Linked DNA regions of Homo sapiens: region 2 is linked to region 1. Evidence: chromatin loops called from intact Hi-C (ENCODE). Cell type or tissue: breast epithelium. All regions are shown on one strand. Each heading gives the region's core, and the rest is flanking DNA. Links, peaks and the distances in the headings are about the cores only. Region 1 overlaps DNAAF9 (dynein axonemal assembly factor 9). Region 2 overlaps DNAAF9 (dynein axonemal assembly factor 9).

Region 1 (8,662 bases), core at 2,309-6,308:
CCTGGATTGTGGCCCAGGAGAGTTTCCTGGGACCTTCAGTGAGGAGTGGGAATATTCATATTGGGTAAGAAGCTCCCCTTTCATGGCTGTGTGCAGAACTATGATTATAGGCTGACTAGCTCATGAAGTCTCTGTAAGCATGATTATTTTGAGTGTGCAACACGGGAGGGCAGGTTTGACAGAGCTTGTACCACTGCTCCAGGGGACCCTGGCTGAAAGGAGTTTCTTTTGACCTGTTCTAAGGCCTTTCAGGGAGGAGCCCCTCACAGACCCATCACCACTCCAGGCTCAGAGGGGAATGCGCAGTCAGGAAAACAGGAGCCATGCTTTTCACTAATGTTGTTATGGTTGGTGGTAATAAAGAAGCTTTTGGTAGTTCTTACAAAGTGCTTTTGTGCTATGTTAGTGTTTGCAATTGGCTAGTTGTTTCCAGTAAAGAATGGGTCCCAATCCAAAGCCCCTTTGGTGTCCTGGCTGTGATGATGGGAATTGGAGCAAAGCTGGGAGAGTGGTACTGAGGAAGGAGGCAGGTGGGACGGTGTACCCTAGCAGGCCATCTTTCCCTTTCGAGCCTTGTTCTCATACCTTGCCTCCAGCTTACCTTCTGTCAGCCCTTTTGTCCTGCTTGTGGGCAAGGTCCTAGAAACCAGAGGAAGAGTCTGGGCTTGAAACCACTTGTTTTCTTCTGGTTTTTCATTGTTTCTACTGGTCAAAGGAATGGGTTGGCCCACCTCCTTTACTGCCTGCCCCCACCAGTTGAGAGTCACCGAGGGTGTGGACCTGGAGGTGAATTCAGCAGCTTGACAATGTGCAGTTGAGGTCATTTCCATCTTCCATCACTTCGGAGAGCATCACTGATTTTTTGTCTCTGACTTTACAATTCTGCAAAAGTGTCAGCTTTTCTAGCTGCTTCTGGACTACAGTGACAGTGTGACCAGACCACTCTTATACTGTAAACCCAGCCTTTGTCCCATCACAGCCCCAGGATATGGGGACCTCTAGTCAATTTCCTGGAGGACTCCAGTCAGAATACTAGCTAAATGCTGTGGCTCTTCACTAAGACGCTGTTCTTACCAGCTGGGCCCATGTAGCACCCTCCTTTATAGCATGTCCATCATCTTGGGGCTGGGCCTTCATGCCCATTATTTAGGTTGTTGGTGATGGGAGATCCCAGATGCTTCTCATATTAAGAATTGTATTCCTTGAATATGGCTTTATTTTCTTTTTTTCTTTTTCTTTTTTTTTTTTGAAACGGAGTCTTGCTCTGTTGCCCAGGCTGGAGTGCAGTGGTGCAATCTCAGCTCACTGCAACCTCCACCTCCCGAGTTCAAGCAATACTCCCACTTCAGCCTCCCAAGTAGCTGGGATTGCAGGCACACGCCACCACACCCGAGTAATTTTTGTATTTTTTAGTAGAGATCAGATTTCACTATGTTGGCCAGACTGGTCTCGAACTCCTGACCTCAGGTGATCCGCCCACCTCAGCCTCCCAAAGTGCTGCAATTACAGGCATGAGCCACCGCTCCTGGCCCTTTTTTTTTTTTTTAATGAGACAGAGTCTCACTCTGTCGTCCAGGCTGGAGTGCAATGGTGCAATCTCGGCTCACTGCAACCTCCGCCTCCTGGGTTCAAGCAATTCTCGTGCCTCAGCCTCCCAAGTAGCTGGGATTACAGGTGCTCACCACCACGCCTGGCTAATTTTTGTATTTTTAGTAGAAATGGGGTTTCACCATCTTGGTTAGGCTGGTCTTGAACTCCTGACCTCAAGTGATCCGCCTGCCTTGGCCTCCCAGAGTGCTGGGATTACAGGTGTGAGCCACCGCGCCCAGTTCCTGGCCTTTGTTTTTAGAGATGGGTCTCCCTATGTTGCCCAGGCTGGTCTCGAACTCCTGAGCTTAACCAATCTTCCCACCTCAGCCTCCCAAAGTGGTGGGAGTATGGGTGTGAGCCACCATGCCTGGCTTGGCTTTATTTTCATTTATAGCATTCTTTGGGGAAACATGTAATATAGGACAGAGATTTCTTTAGCCCCTAGAGTGGCCTGATGCCACTCAATTTAGTGAAGCGGTGGGGCAATAGAATTGAACTTTGACATCAAGTGGAGCTGTTAGTTGTTGTTTTAAAAATTGAATTTATGTATTTTAAAATGACAAAGTTTTAGAAATGGAGGACAGATTAGTGATTGACAGAGGTCAGAATGGGAGTGGAGGGCAGGAGGGAGGTGGGCATGTTTATAAAAGGGCAACACAAGGGATCCTTGTGTGTTGGAACTGTTTAGTATCCTGACCATGGTGATGGATATAAGAACCTACACAGGTGGTAAAATTGAATAGAACTTAATACACACACACACACATACACACACACAAATATAAGTAAAACTGGAAAAATCTGAATTTTAAAAAATTAATTTTAGAGAATTTGAGGGGCTGTATTTATACTCTGGAATATTATAAAATCATTCTTTAAAATTATCTGCATTAAAAACAAAATTTGAAATTAATGTAAAAACTTGTGCACACTCAGATTGTAGGCTTAAATTGCAAACATAAAACTGAGCCCAAAGGAGACTTGAATAGATTATCTGTTGTTTCAGAGAAAAGAAAGTTAAGGTCCTGCTGGGTTTTTGTTTAGTTTTTATTTTTAATAAAGAAAATACTGACAGAAAGCAAACGTGAAGAGACAGTTTTTTGCCTTCGTCATACAGTTGGGTCAGTTTAGCCAGAGTGGTCCGGTACAAGCTGTAGCCTGGCCACCATGGCTCACACATGTAATCCCAGCACTTTGGGAGGCCAAGGTGGGTGAATCACTTGAGCTCAGGAGTTTGAGAGCAGCCTGAGCAACATGAGGAAACCCTGTCTCTACCAAAAATACAAAAAATTAGCTGGGTGTGGTGGTGCACACCTGTGGTCACAGCTACTCAGGAGGCTGAGGCAGGAGGATCGCTTGAGCCTGGGAGGCAGAGTTTACTGTGAGCTGTGACCCTGCCACTGCACTCCAGCCTGGGCAACAGAGCAAGACTCTGTCTCAAAAAAAAAAAAAAAAAAAAAAAAAGACTCTAGTAACTTGAGCGTGGTGCTTCCTTCTGGGTAGGGGGTGCTCTTTCTGTCTGGAGGCCTCACCCAGGATGATTATGGGGCTGGGGAGGGAGGGAGGTTCTAACAGGGATTCCCCTAATGGATAGAGTGAATGGCCTGGGGCCTTCTCTCTTGAGGCAGTGCCCAGATGTATAGGCCTCATCAAGGAGACAGGGGCCTGTTTTTTACTCTAACCTTTTTCCATTAAAGTCAATGGAAATTAATGAAATGCTCTGAAAACCTAGAAATTCCCCAGGCACTCTCTCTAAGGGAAATCCTGTTATATTAAAATGACTCCTCAAGCATGACTTGTGAATCCTTTTCCGTTGTCCTTTGCTCCCCTAAGAAATGAGTCTCTACTGCTTACACTGAAGTCTCCTGTAGGCTGTTTTATGTTTGCAATTTAAGCCTACAATCTGAGTGAGCACATGTTTCACATTAACTGTAAGAGTTAAATCCATTAACTCCATTAAACACCACCACAGAGGGATGCAGAACAGCATGCACACGCCAGCCCTGCTTACCAGGCGTGCTTCTCTATGGGCCTGGCAGTGCGTGTTGTGGGTGGGACTCTCCTGGCATCCAGGCCCAGCCAGGCACTCAGTGGAAAGAGCCGCGTGTGGTCATACATACATGCCCAGGCAGGGGGAGAATCCCTGAAGAAGAGAAGGCTGTGAGCAGAGGGCTGTCAGGCCCCCCTGGGGGAACTCTTAGAACCTAGTAAACCCCGTTCTCTACTGAAGCACTGCCAGCTGATCAGGACTCAGGAGAACCTGGGGTGGGGTGGAGTATTGCAGTCTGGGGATAAAGCCAAGGGCCTTTTTACAGATGAGTTGTTCGTAGGAACTCAAGAACAACTCAAGCAGGCTGTACCTGTCCATACCACCACCACTGGCTTCCAAAGGGCTCAGGCTAAACCAGGCCCATCTGATCAGAAAAGCTGCCTGTTAGGTTTGACTTATTTCCATAGGAACAAACCTTTTGGTGATAGGCCGGATCAATCAGGAAAGAGTTCTCCTCTACAAGGTGAAGAGGCTAGGTCCCCTCTTGAAGTGGCCAGGGGCCTGCTCAGGGTTGAACATCCAGTTTATTCACCTACCCTGCTTTAGGCAGCAGAGATTACAGTACTCAACAACCACCTGACATTCTTATTATGGAGACAGTAAACAAATAAATGAGAAAATAGGGTATAAATAGCTGCCGATTGGGGCTTTGAAGAAACTTGGAGGAGGAGGTAGGGAATGCCAAGAAGCGAGGGTTGCTTGATCACACAGGGTGTATGAAGTCAGAGGATGCCTGTCCGTAAGATGCCGCCTGAGCAGAGACCTGAAGGGAGAGAGAACCACCCATGCAGATACCTGAGGAAAAGAACATTCCAGGCAGGGGGGCAAAGAATGCAGAGGTAGAAGTATGCCTGGCATGTTCAGAAAAGAGCCAGGAGACCAAAGTAGCTGGATTAGGGCAAGGGAAGTGATAGTAGATGAAATTCTTTGCTGCTCCATAGGGGGTCAGATCATAGAGGGCTGCCTGGGACATTGTAAGGGCTTTGGCTTTCACACAGAGTGAGATGGAAGCCACCAGCGGGTTTTGAGCAGAGAAATGACATGATCTGACTCTGGGTTTAGCATATCTCTCTGGCATCTGTGTTGAAAACAGATCAGAGAGAGGCAAGGACAGAAGCAGTGACAGCTGGGAGGCTGTTGGGGTGATCTAAGCAAGAGATTATAACAGTTTGGACCCAGTGGGAGCTTGGGGGTGTAAGCAGTGATCTCTTCTAGTTATATTTTGAAGACAGAAAAAAATGGAGTCAAAGGAGACCAAAAAAAATATATTTGAGCCTAGCATCTGAAAGAGTAGAGTCCATCTGCTGAAAAGGACAAGGAGTTTGGAGTTTGGAGAGAGTTCCAGGCAGGAGATACCAATGTGAGCTGTATTTGACATGGATGAGTCTGCTGACCTGGATGGGTCCGGACGCACTCTCTTGCCTGTGTGTTCTGAGAAGTGGGAAGGAGAGAAAGGAGCTACTAAAGAAAATAAGCAAGTGGCAGGAGCTCCTAACTTGATTAGAAAACAGGCCTAAGGACACTAGGTCCCACCCTCAGAGCTCCAGGATCGCCTGCAGGCTTCCTTTTACCTCCAGAGCAGGGTGGTTCTTCCCTCACTCTTGCCCAGTTATGAGGACTAATGGAACTTGGGAATGTAGAAACACTGTAGCTTCCAGGGGCTGCATGTCATGAAGTGGAGTGACACCAAGGGACCAGATTGCGGGCTCTTCCTTTTGGTTTTCTTTCCATCCTTGTTCAATCAGCCATTCGGGATTCCCCTCTTCCTCCACTTTGCAATGCCAGTCAGTGAACTAATCATTCCTTTTTTACCTTCCCCAGCTACACAGATGTTATTGATGTTGTCCAGGCCCTGCAGACCCACCCAGACTCAAATGTCAAGGCCTCCTTCACCATTGGTGCCATCACAGCATGTGTGGAGCCCATGAGCTGCTACATGGAGCACAGGTAGATACAGGATATGGTGTGTAAGTGTACTGAAAGTGATTTGTTTCCACCCACCAGAAGAAGACAGATCTTTTGGAATGCATTAGTCACCTTGTATGTAGTAAATGCTGTTCTTTTATTAGTGCTAGGTCCTCAATAGACCCCTTTGGACTTATAGCCAAAGAAGAGAGAGGAATTATGGAAGACAAGCTTAGCTTTTGTGAGGGAGAACTATTTCTGTTTAATAGTACATAGTAAGGACTTATGAAATACCTGCTAAATAAATGGGTGCTCCAACATGTGTGTACTAAATATTGTTAAAAAATAATTTAAGGCCAGGTGCGGTGGCTCATGCCTGTAATCCCAGCACTTTGGGAGGCCAAGGCAGGCAGATCACTTGAGGACAGGAGTTCGAGACCAGCCTGGCCAACATGACAAAATCCCATTTCTACTAAAAATACAAAAATTAACCAGGAGTGGTGGTGCACACTTGTAATCCCAGCTACTCAGGAGGCTGAGGCACGAAAATCGCTTGAACCCGGGAGGTGGAGGTTGCAGTGAGCTGCGATCGTGCCACTGCACCCCAGCCTGGGTGACAGAGCAAGCAAGACTCTGTCTCAAAAAAAAAATTTTTTTAATAAGGCGTAAAAGGACTGAAGTTGAGTATATAATCTATTTAAATATAGAAATAAGGCTAAAATTGGGTGAACATGATTATGGAATATAAGAATTTAAGTAACAAAATCAGGCAGGGCACAGTGGCTCATGCCTGTAATCTCAGCACACTTGGAAGATGGAAGGTTGGAGGATGCTTGAGCCCCGGAGTTCAAGAGCAGCCTGGGTAGCATAGTGAGACCCTGTCTCTGCCAAAAAAATAAATTAACCAGGTGTGGTAGTGAGCACCTGTAGTCCCAGCTACTTGGGAGGCTGAGGCTGGAGGATTGCTTGAGCCCAAGAGGTTGAGGCTGCAGTGAGCTGTGTTCATGCTACTGCACTCCAACCTGGGCAACAGTGAGACGCTATCTCAAAAAAAGGAGTTGACTTCCTTCACCAACTGAACAGTTGCTCCATTGTTTAAATTTTTTTTTTTTTCTTTGAGATGGAGTTTTGCTCTTGTTGCCCAGGTTGGAGTGCAGTGGCATGATCCCAGCTCACTGCAACCTCCGCCTCCCAGGTTCAAGCGATTTTCTTGCCTCAGCCTCCCGAGTAGCTGGGATTACAGGCATGCACCACCATGCCCGGCTAATTTTTTTGTATTTTTAGTAGAGACGGGGTTTCTCTGTGTTGGTCAGGCTGGTCTCGAACTTCCAACGTCAGGTGATCTGCCCATCTCAGCCTCCAAAAGTGCTGGGATTACAGGCTGTTTAAATTTTTTTAAGTAAAACTTTAAAGTAAGTAAAAGAATGCTTACTGTGTGGCAGCCTTCTGTGGACTGTGAGCACAGTGAAGTCAGTGAGTTCTATTCTTGGGAGACTCTGGTGTGGCTGTATCTTCCCTTGTTCCAGCCCCTTTGACCCTGCTTATAGCACATGGGTTTTCCTCCTTGGAATTCTTCAGAAACTATGAGGGAGTCAGGTAAGGGAACAGGATTCACAGCCCAACCTGGTATTCACCCAGCTCATCTACCAAATTTGGTTTCAAATGATGTGTGACTGGCTGTTGTCAGAAATCAAATAAAAGGATGAAGATTTGCTGCCACCAAGGAAATTCCAGGAGAGAAACTCCCCCAGTGTTGCGAACATCATTAATAACTGCCAGCTAGACCAGCAGCCATTCAGAAGAGTGGCTTCAGCTAGCATCCCAATTGCCAGGGAAGAAAACACAGGACCTCTGTGGTGCCAAACAGACCTGGGTCCCTGCCTTAGCCCTGCTGCCTCCCAGCTGCCTGTGAGACACTGGGCAAGCTTAGTGTGTTTAGCCGTCCTAAACCCATGCCTTTCATCTGTTAGATACCTGAGGCACAGAGCAGACAGGACGACAGAGCAAGATCATGTTTGTGAACTGCCTGCACAGTGCCTTGCCCACAGGAGGAACTCCATAAAAGGCAGCTATCCCCATTAGTGTTAGCTTTCTTCCTTGAGACAGGCCTTATGATGTTTTAGGAGTTCTGAAGTCCTGTGAGAATATGAGTTTTTCTCTGGAGCCTACTGCAGTGCTACAGTTGTTAAGTAACTCACACTTTGGATCAGTCACCCCCACCTCTTGCTTCACTTGTAATTCAGATGGTCAGTTTCCTGCTTTTCATTCACCTTTTGAGTTAAGAATGAGATTAAAGGAGAATTGAGGTTATAGCATGTACATAAAGAGAAGCATGGCAGCTTTGGTATTAAAGGCCCCTGGTAGAGTTAGATGAGTGTAATTCTTATTTTCCCTTGAAATATCCACTTTACTCAAAAACATATGTCTTTCAAAAAAGACCAGCTCTTTCTCCATCTCCCATAGACCAAAGAGCTGGTCCTGTCCCCAGTATCCCTCCTTCAGCATTCCACTTAGAATTGGCCATGTAGGGACTTCTGTGGGGCTCCTGGTGTGGGGAGCTTTGACGGAAAGCTGTAAAGTCCCATGGCTATCCTTAGTGCTCAGTGCTGCTGCCACCTGCCTCATCATGTGAGTCAATTTGCTTGTCAGTGGTACTCCTATTTGTATGGGAAATAATCAGTGACAACTCTGAGGTGAATGGTTTTTAAATATTTCCCCCTTTTTTCCCCCTAGATTTCTCTTTCCTAAATGTCTTGACCAGTGTTCACAAGGTAAGTAATATACTTTATTTTCAGCCTGCATGCCTTGCAAGTTCAGTAGAATTCAGCAATAGACTTTTCTTCGTGCTCTTACCTACCATTCTGAAATCTAAAGCAAACAAAATTGGTCAGAAAAAACTTTGACACCTTTACTTTTACCATATTTGATAGGCACATTTCTTCCAAGAGCTTGTCTCTTTTTTTTGAGACGGAGTCTTACTCTGTCGCCCAGATTGGAGTGCAATAGCGTGGTCTCGGCTCACTGCAACCTCTGCCTCCCAGGTTCAACTGATTCTCCTACCTCAGCCTCCCAAGTAGCTGGGATTACAAGCATGTACCACCACACCCAGCTAATTTT
Region 2 (8,662 bases), core at 3,109-7,108, 66 kb before region 1:
AAAATAACATTTCATATAGAATGCTGGTGATTTTTAATAAGAGTCATTGCATCTTGCATTGGAAAAATAGAATGTGCATGGAGCTAAAAGCAGCACTTAATGATTCATTCTACCTTATTCTATAATTAGTACTGACATATCCACCTCCCTCAGGGGTGGTTTTTTGGGTAACAAAGTGCCTATCTTCTTCTCTGTAACCCCTAAAGCACACTGCGTTTTTCACCTACAAGTTAGCAGAGAATTGGTATTGCTTGACTGTGTGACTGCTTCCTGTCATAGACCCAAACCAAAATGGGTGTCACCAGGCAGGCCATTTAAGTGGAAATATACCTCCTGAGTCTGTTTCTAATAGAATTGAAACACAGTGTGTTCTGTATTAATAGCCTTTTTTTTTGCGGGGGGGGGGGTGGTGCGGGGGGACAGGGTCTCACTCTATTACCCAGGCTGGAGTGCAGTGGTGCTATCTCGGCTCACTGCAACCTCTGCCTCCCAGTCTCAAGTGGTTCTCCCACCTCAGCTTCCCTAGAGGCTGGGACTGCAAGCACTTGCCACCACACCTGGCTAATTTTTGTGTTTTTTAAATAGAGACAGGGCCTTGCTGTGTTGCCCGGGCTGGTCTCAAACTCCTGGGCTCAGGTGATCTGCCCACTCCCAAAGTGGATGAGCCACCGCACCCGGTCCCTTTTTGTTTTTTTAAAGTCTCACAAAGTGAAGCATTCTGGTAAAGCTGAAGAGGTTGGACAGAGCCAAGTAAGCAAGGCAAAGATGCACTCTGAGATGGGTGGCTTTGGGCACAGCTTCCCTGAGGCCAGTGATGTGCATTATGAGTATCAGAGAGAGAGAGCAGACAAATGTCAGGATGTTGTGGGGAGGGCTCAGATGTATATATTTATTTACATATATATACACATATGTTATATATATGTTATATATATCTGTATATATTATATAACATCTGTATACATGTTATATATAATGTGTTATATATACATATATTTACATATTGAGGATATGTCACTTTATTGCTTGGTGCCTCAGTCTCTTCTGTAAAGTGGGCATAGAGAAGTAACAAAGATGTCAGGAAGATTTAAAAGGATAATATACATAAAATAACATTTCATATAGAATTATTTCATATGGAATTTACATATATATATAACATGTAAATATATATTTATGCATATATATATATATATAAATATTTTGAACTCATAGATTTAAACATATTTGATGTGTTGATATCCATTGCAATTACCATCTTTCTCACAGCCAGCCTTGGGCCGACCTGCAGTAGAGGCAGTACTGAAGATACCTAGTGTGCAAGGTCTGATAATAAGCACTTGATACAGGTTATTTCACTTAATTCCTGTAATATCTCTGCAAGGTAGATAGTAGTCATCCCAGCTATATAAGGCATTTGAAGCTCAGGTTAAGTTGCTTGCCCAGGGTCACACAGCCAGTAAGACGCAGAGATTCAAGCACAGGTTTTTCTGAATTGAAACGTTCTTTAACTGCTGGAATGTGAATGACAGCCAACTGGAAAAGGAGAGTAGATCTGGGACCAGAGAGGTCAGACAGACATTGAAGGTCTGTGGTTAAAGTGTTAGTTGGCAGCGCTAGAAGTGTATTTATCTCCAGAGTCCAGAAGGGGATAACCCAGTGCCAAAGTGGAAAGATTGCCCTGGGCCCAGGATACAGGGGCACTGATTGGACCTGATAGCAGGGAGTCAGAAACCCAGACCCAAAAGGATTGGTTTATCGGGCCGAGGCACAGAGGTGGTATGGCAAAGCATTCTAACCCAGGACCCTGCAGATTACCAGTTACAAGTACATGCGCATTTCTATATACAAAATACTATGTAAAAATAAGTTGAGAGAACATTTCCCAAAGTGTTTACAGTGATTCTTATTCTGTTTTCTGTAATGAACAAATAATACTTATGCATTTGCTTTTAAAGACTTTTCATTATTAAAATAACATAGATGGCCAGGTGTAGTGGCTCACACCTGTAATCCCAGCACTTTGGGAGGCCAAGGCGGACAGATCACTTGAGGTCAGGAGTTTGAGACCAGCCTGGCCAACATGGTGGAACCCCATATCTACTAAAAATACAAAAAATTTAGCTGAGATCATGCCACTGAGATCACGCCTGGGTGACAGAGCAAGACTTTGTCTCAAAATAAATAAATAAATAAATAAATAAATAAAATAACACAAACTCAGAAAATAGCATAAAACTGATGTACAATCTAATAACTTATTGTAAAGCAAAGCAACAGAACCTCCATTACCTCCTTCCTCTTCCCACAAGAATAACACTATCGTGAATTCTATGGTAGTCATCTCCTTACTTTTCTTTGCAATTTTATCATCCAAATGTGATTTTATAAACATAGGTTAGTTTTGTTTGCCTGCCCTGTATGCATGTGTGTGTTTTCGGTTTCTTTTAATCTGTAGGTTTTCTCTATCTCTTTGTCCCCCTGCCCCCTAGCTGTCTGTTGAAGAAACCAGATCATTTGTCTTATAGTTGCCATCAGTTGAAATTTTTTTTTTTTTTTGAGATGGAGTCTCACTCTTGTTGTCCAGGCTGGAGTGCAGTGGCATGATCTTGGCTCACTCCAGCCTCCACCTCCTAGGTTCAAGTGATTCTCCTGCCTCAGCCTCTCCAGTAGCTGGGATTACAGGTGCATGCCACTATGGCTGGCTAATTTTTGTATTTTTAGTAGAGACGGGGTTTCTCCACTTTGGCCAGGCTGGTCTTAGTAAGGTGCTAAGGCCTGCCTTAGCCTCCCAGAGTGCTGGGATTACAGGCATGAGCCACTGCACCTGCCCCAGTTGAAATTTTCTTAATTGTATTCCCATGATGTAGTTTAACATTTTCCCCTGTCTCCTGTTTATCCTGATCATTGGTAATTGAATCTAGAGGTTTAATCAGTTTCAGGGTTGATTTTTGGAGAAAAGACTACTTCCTACAGGGTGTTATATTCTTTATCAAGAAGCACATAATGTCTAATTGGTTCTCTTTTTGTTTTGTGAACAGCAATGGATGTGTAATCCCTAGATCCTTAATTCATTAATTAGATCCTCAATTCACCATTGCACAATGGTGTTACTCCAATTGTATATATATACATAAATATATTGTATATATGTATATTGTATTTTGAACTCATAGATTTAAACATATTTGATGTGTTTATATCCATTGTAATTACTACCATCTTCAGTGACGCTCAAATTTTTCTATCTTTGGATAATGAACTCCCTTCAAGTTGTTTCACAATTTAACAGAATCTTATTTTAACAGAATACTAATAGTCCTTGATAACTTCCTTGCCAGCTACTATGTTAAGATATCCCAGCCTTATCTTTACATTTCCTGTCTGAGACCCACTCTCAGTCAGTTCTCTAAAATGTTCTGGTTTCTTTGAATGAGAAGTGGTATTTCAGCACCACAATCTGAGTGCTAGAAGTACTCATTGCTGCTGGTTTGGCCATTGTTTCTAAATCTCTTCAGTAGATAGAGCTAGGAAATATTTTCTGTCTCTTTCTCTCTCTCTGTCTCCCTCCTCCTAATATGTGTATGTATGTATATATAGATAGATAGATAAGATACCTGTATACACACACACATTTTTTTTTGTTTTATCCTACGTTATATATAAAACATACTCAGAAAACACTATCAGCACTGTCACCTACATGATGACTAAAAGGAATTTTTTTGGTAGAGATGGGGTGTCACTATGTTGCCCAGGCTGATCTCGAACTCCTGGGCCCAAATGATCCTCCCCCTCAGCCTCCCAAAGTGCTGGGATTGCAGGCATGAGCCACCATACCTGGCCAGAATTTGTGTGTGTGTGTGTGTGTGTGTGTGTGTGTGTGTCTGTGTGTCTGTGTGTCTGTGTGTCTGTGTGTCTGATAGTCTGGGCAGCAAGTAGACAATGTTTACATTGTCTTCCCAGCAGTGTTGCCTTGTGCTTTATGTCTAGGGCCAGAAGTAGAGTCAGTACTTGGCTAGCACAGAGGTCTGAGTACTTGTGTATCCTTGAGAGGAGGAGGGCGTAGATCTGGCCAGTGAGTTTTGGTGCAGCAAACAGAATGCCTGCTATGAGCAAGGCACTAGACTGGGCGACTAACATACATACCCTTCCATGGTGTAAAATGGACAGGGAAGATGACTGTCCAATTTGAGTACAAATTATTAGCAACTTCAAAATAAGGACAAGGATAATACTTGAGGAGTATCTTAAGCAAGTCCTAATTGGTGGGGTTTTTTTGTTAATTGATGATAACCTTCAAGAAAAGCCCATAGCAAAAAGCAATTTGTAGTGCTTGAGAATAAGAATGAGTTCAGAAAGGATGCTAAAAAGCAGCTGGGATGGGGAATGGAGGCTGTATGTAGAGGAGAGTCAGCTAAGAAGGGTGCAGTTTCTCAGTGCTCATGTGGCTACTAGAAAGAGGGCATAAGGAAGGAGAGGGCTCTGTGCCACCCTTCCCTTTAACTAAAGTCAACCAGTCCTTCAACAAAGCTGCTCAGATGTGACCCTTTTGGCACTGGACATGGTACCATCCTTTAGGTGCCCTGTAAATAAATTCCTCCCAACAGGGTTGCTAAAATAAGGTGCTTAAGGATCATTACTGTCCATTCATTCATTTTTCAGACAGAGTCTCGTTCTGTCACCCAGGCTGTAGTGTAGCAGCACAATCCCAGTTCACTCCAACTTGGACCTCTTGGGCTCAAGCAATCCTCCCGCCTCAGCCTCCTGAGTAGCTGGGACAACAGGTGCGCACCACCAAGCTCAGCTCGTTTTTTTCATGGTGTTTTTTTTTTTTTTGTTTTTTTTTTTGGTAGAGACGAGGTCTCATCATGTTGCCCAAGCTGGTCTGGAAGTCCTGGGGCTCATGTGATTCTCCCACCTGGGCCTCCCAAAGTTCCGGAGTTACAGATGTGAACCACTGCTCCTAGCTATCCTTTTAAATGGCTTTATTTGGAGTATAATTTATGTACCATAATATTCATCCATTTTAAGTGTACAACTCAACGATTTTTAGTGAATTTACAGAGAACATTTTCATCGCCCAGAAAGTTCCCTTGTGCCCACTTGCAGTCAGTCTCCATCCCAACCCCAGGCAACCACTAGTCTACTTTTTGCCTCTACAGATTTGCTTTTTCTGGATATTTCATATGACTGGACCACATATCAGGTGGTTTTCTACATCCAGCTTTTTCATTTGGTATAATGTTTTTGAGATTCATCCATAGGAGTAGCATGTACTAGTAGTTTGCTACTACCTTGTAAAATAACATATATAAATGGTCTGGTGTTTTGAGATAAGTTACAGTTTCATAATTCTCGTTTTCTAAAATACCTCCTTTATATGACCAAACACGTTATCTTTTTCCTTTTTTTCCCAGGATTTGGTGGCTTTTGAACATCAGTGGACTAGCTTCTTCGCTAATTTTGACACAGAAATTCCTTTCCTGCTAGAACTTTCAGAATCTCAGGCGGGTGAGGTATGTAAGGGAAGGGTCAAAGAGGAAGAATAAAATGGTTAATTTATTTATTGTTTTAATTTTTTATTAAATTTTTTTCAAAATACAACACTATCAATTCTAATTTGTCATTTCTTTAAGCTGTGTTGTATACCATAAAGTAGTTCCCCCCCATGCCAACCCTTTATAAAAAGTTGTCTTTTATTTTGTGCCAGCTTCTCCATTAGAAGGATTTTTGCTTTGCAGTGTGGTGGTGCCAGGAATTCTACTGGGCACCAGTTAATAGACGTAGGAATAATTATCCACATGTGAGTAGCACACCTTTGTCAGTATAACCTCCAGATAATGAATGCCAAGATGTCTTTCCAAGCAGATGACGCTAGTCAGCAGTTACCAGGCTCATGAGTAAACCTGAAGTATCTAGATTGACAACCAAGACACAGGACAGCCTCAAAAACTAATCAGCAGGAAGGATCCAAGGAATCCTTCTAAGCTAGCATTCTAGCCTTCTTGGGCACTCACTGCAGCCCTCAACTCTGCTGTGCTCCCCTGTGGCTCAGAGCAAGCCCTCCTGCTGATGGTATGGAGCTGGAATTGATCTTTGTTGTTACGCATTTTACCTTTGAAATGGAGTCTCACTCTGTCGCCCAGGCTGGAGTGCAGTGGCATGATCTCGGTGCACTGCAACCTCTTCCTCCAGGGTTCAAGCAATTCTCCTGCCTCAGCCTCCCAAGTAGCTGGGATTACTGGCACACACCACCATGCCCAGCTAATTTTTGTATTTTTAGTAGAGATGGGTTTTACCATGTTGACCAGGCTGGTCTCGAACTCCTGATCTCAATCGCCCGCCTCAGCCCCCCAAAGTGCTGAGATTACAGGCGTGAGCCATCGCATCCGGCTACCTTTACATATTTTATAAACTCCACAATACAATGCTCTTATGTTTCCTTAAACAATCAATTACCTTTCTTAAAGATTTAAATAATAGGGAAAAAGTCTTATATATTTGCCAGTGTATCGCTTCTCAGCCTTTTGGCTAAGGTCAAGTGTAATATATTTGCCCATGTTGTTGCTCTCTCTGGTGCTCTTCATTCCTTTGTGTAGACCCAGACTTCCCCTTGGCATCCTTCTCCTTGAAGGTTGGTCTTTAATATTTTTTTGTGGTATTAATCTTCTGATGATAAATTCTTGCAGCTTTTGAGTGTCTGGAAAAAAAATCTTTATTTCGCCTTCATTTTTGAAATATATTTTTGCCATGTCTAGATTCTAGATTGACAATTTTTACCTTTTGATACTTGAAAGATCTTGCTTCAGTGTCTTCTTGCTTGCATTATTTCTGATGAGAAGTCCTTCATCCTAATCTTTGTACATAGCATAGTCTTTTATTCTAATCTCTGAATATAAGCAGGCCTTTTTTTTTCCCCCTCTGGCAGCTTTTAAGATTTTCTCTTTATTACTGATTTTGAGTAGTTTGATTATGGTATGTCTTGCTGTAGTTTTCTTCATGTTTCTTGTGCTTGGATTTTGTTGAGCTTCCTAGGTCTGTAGATTTATAGTTTCCTTTAAGTTTGGAAAGTGTTTCGCTGTTAACTCTTCAAATGTTTTTTCTTTTCCAAACCTCTCTTCTTTCCTTGAGGGACTCCATTTGCTTCTACATTAGACCACTTGAAGTTGTTCCAGTGGTCTATCCTTTTCAGTTTGGGGAGTTCTTTTTTCTTCTTCTATTACTATGATTCTAAGAGTGAAAGAGATTCCACAAGGTATACTCAGAAGTGTCACTGTCGTTTCCTGTTACTCTTTTCTTATTGCCTTCTTCTTTCCACCCATTTTCCCCACTCCATTGACAGTAGGTAACAAACCTCTTGAGTTTCTCATTTACCTTTTCTATTTCATTTGCACAAATGAGCAAATACATGTGCATTTTCTCATATTCTCACCTTTCTAACATTGAAGGGTAGCATATAGTCATTTCCACTTAACAGTATATCCTGGAACTCTCTCGCAGTCCTTTTTTTTTTCTTTGTTTTCTTAACAAAGTAAACATATTCAAGTCAGTTCATTGGGATCTTTGTTACAATTCATAGTACTCCATTTTGTGGATTTGTCTTAATTTATTCAGCCCCTCTTGTATGTGCACATAATGAGGTTGTTTCTAATATTTTGCCATTACAAACAGAGTCATAGTAAATAACTCAGCGCTTATGTATGTTCCTATTGTTGGAGGTATATATACGTACCTAGTGATGGGATTGCTGGGTCAAAAGGTGAGTGCATATGTCATGTTGTTAGTTATTGCCAAAGTCCCCTTCAGAAGGGTTGTACCAGTTTGCATTCCCACCAGCACTATATGAATGCCTGTTGCTGCACAACTTCACCAATAGAATGTATTGTCATACTTTAAAAATTTTCAGTCTCACAGATGAAAAATAGTATATCGGTATTGTTTTAATTTACATTTCTGTATTAGTAAGTTTGAACATTCCCTCATATGTTTGATGACCATTTTATATTTTGTTTACATATTGTTTTTCCATTTTAATATTAGTACAGTTATTAACTGAACTATAGAGCATAGGTTTTAGGAGGGTTTTTTGTCCCCTGGCTTTTTTTTTGGGATGGAGTGTCGCTCTGTCGCCAGGCTGGAGTGCAGTGGCGCGATCTCGGCTCACTGCAACCTCCGCCTCCCGTGTGCCCTGGTTTTTAAGAGTTTGTTATATAATTGGGCTATTAGCATTTTGTCTCTAGTATATACTCCAAATACTTTTTCCATATTTGTCAGTTGGTTTGTTTATAATGGGTTTTTTTCTTGCCATGCAAACATTTTTGTTTTTATGTAAATTGATCTGCCTTTTCTTTCATTGCCTCTGGATTTTGAGTCATTATATAGGGAAAGGCTGTAATTGAAAGTTACCCTCTAGCACTTGTATGGCTTGAATTTTTACATTTAGATCCCTAATCCAAATGTAATTCGTGGGAATATGTTGTGAGATATGGATCTACTTTTATTTTTTCCCTCAAATCATTACCAAGTTAGAATCCCAGCTATACAGTTCACTAGCTCTGTGACCTTGGACAAGTAAATTAACTTTTGTATCTTTGTCAACTCATCTCTAGAGAGGAAATGATAGAATGAAGCTCATAGGTTGTTATTAGGATTGCTTGAG

What was found. Peaks named below come from ENCODE experiments on the same cell type or tissue, not always from the same donor. Only the 100,000 strongest peaks of a DNase experiment are listed, where the experiment ranks them.
Region 2: it touches region 1 in a loop (22-fold over the local background); 1 of 110 quality-filtered maps calls a loop at or near these places.

Annotation. Positions count from the first base shown.
Region 1 is chr20:3,278,566-3,287,227 of GRCh38, reverse strand. DNAAF9 (dynein axonemal assembly factor 9) reads left to right here. Exons shown (of 37, transcript NM_001009984.3): 28 at 5,462-5,587; 29 at 8,279-8,316. Among named protein-coding and RNA genes, the nearest start is that of SLC4A11, 44 kb to the right of the region's middle. In breast epithelium, for the core only: no CTCF peak of the experiment used is centred there; a DNase peak (open chromatin) is centred at 4,397.
Region 2 is chr20:3,345,382-3,354,043 of GRCh38, reverse strand. It overlaps DNAAF9 (dynein axonemal assembly factor 9), which reads left to right. Exons shown (of 37, transcript NM_001009984.3): 8 at 5,421-5,519. Among named protein-coding and RNA genes, the nearest start is that of DNAAF9, 58 kb to the left of the region's middle. In breast epithelium, for the core only: no CTCF peak of the experiment used is centred there; no DNase peak of the experiment used is centred there.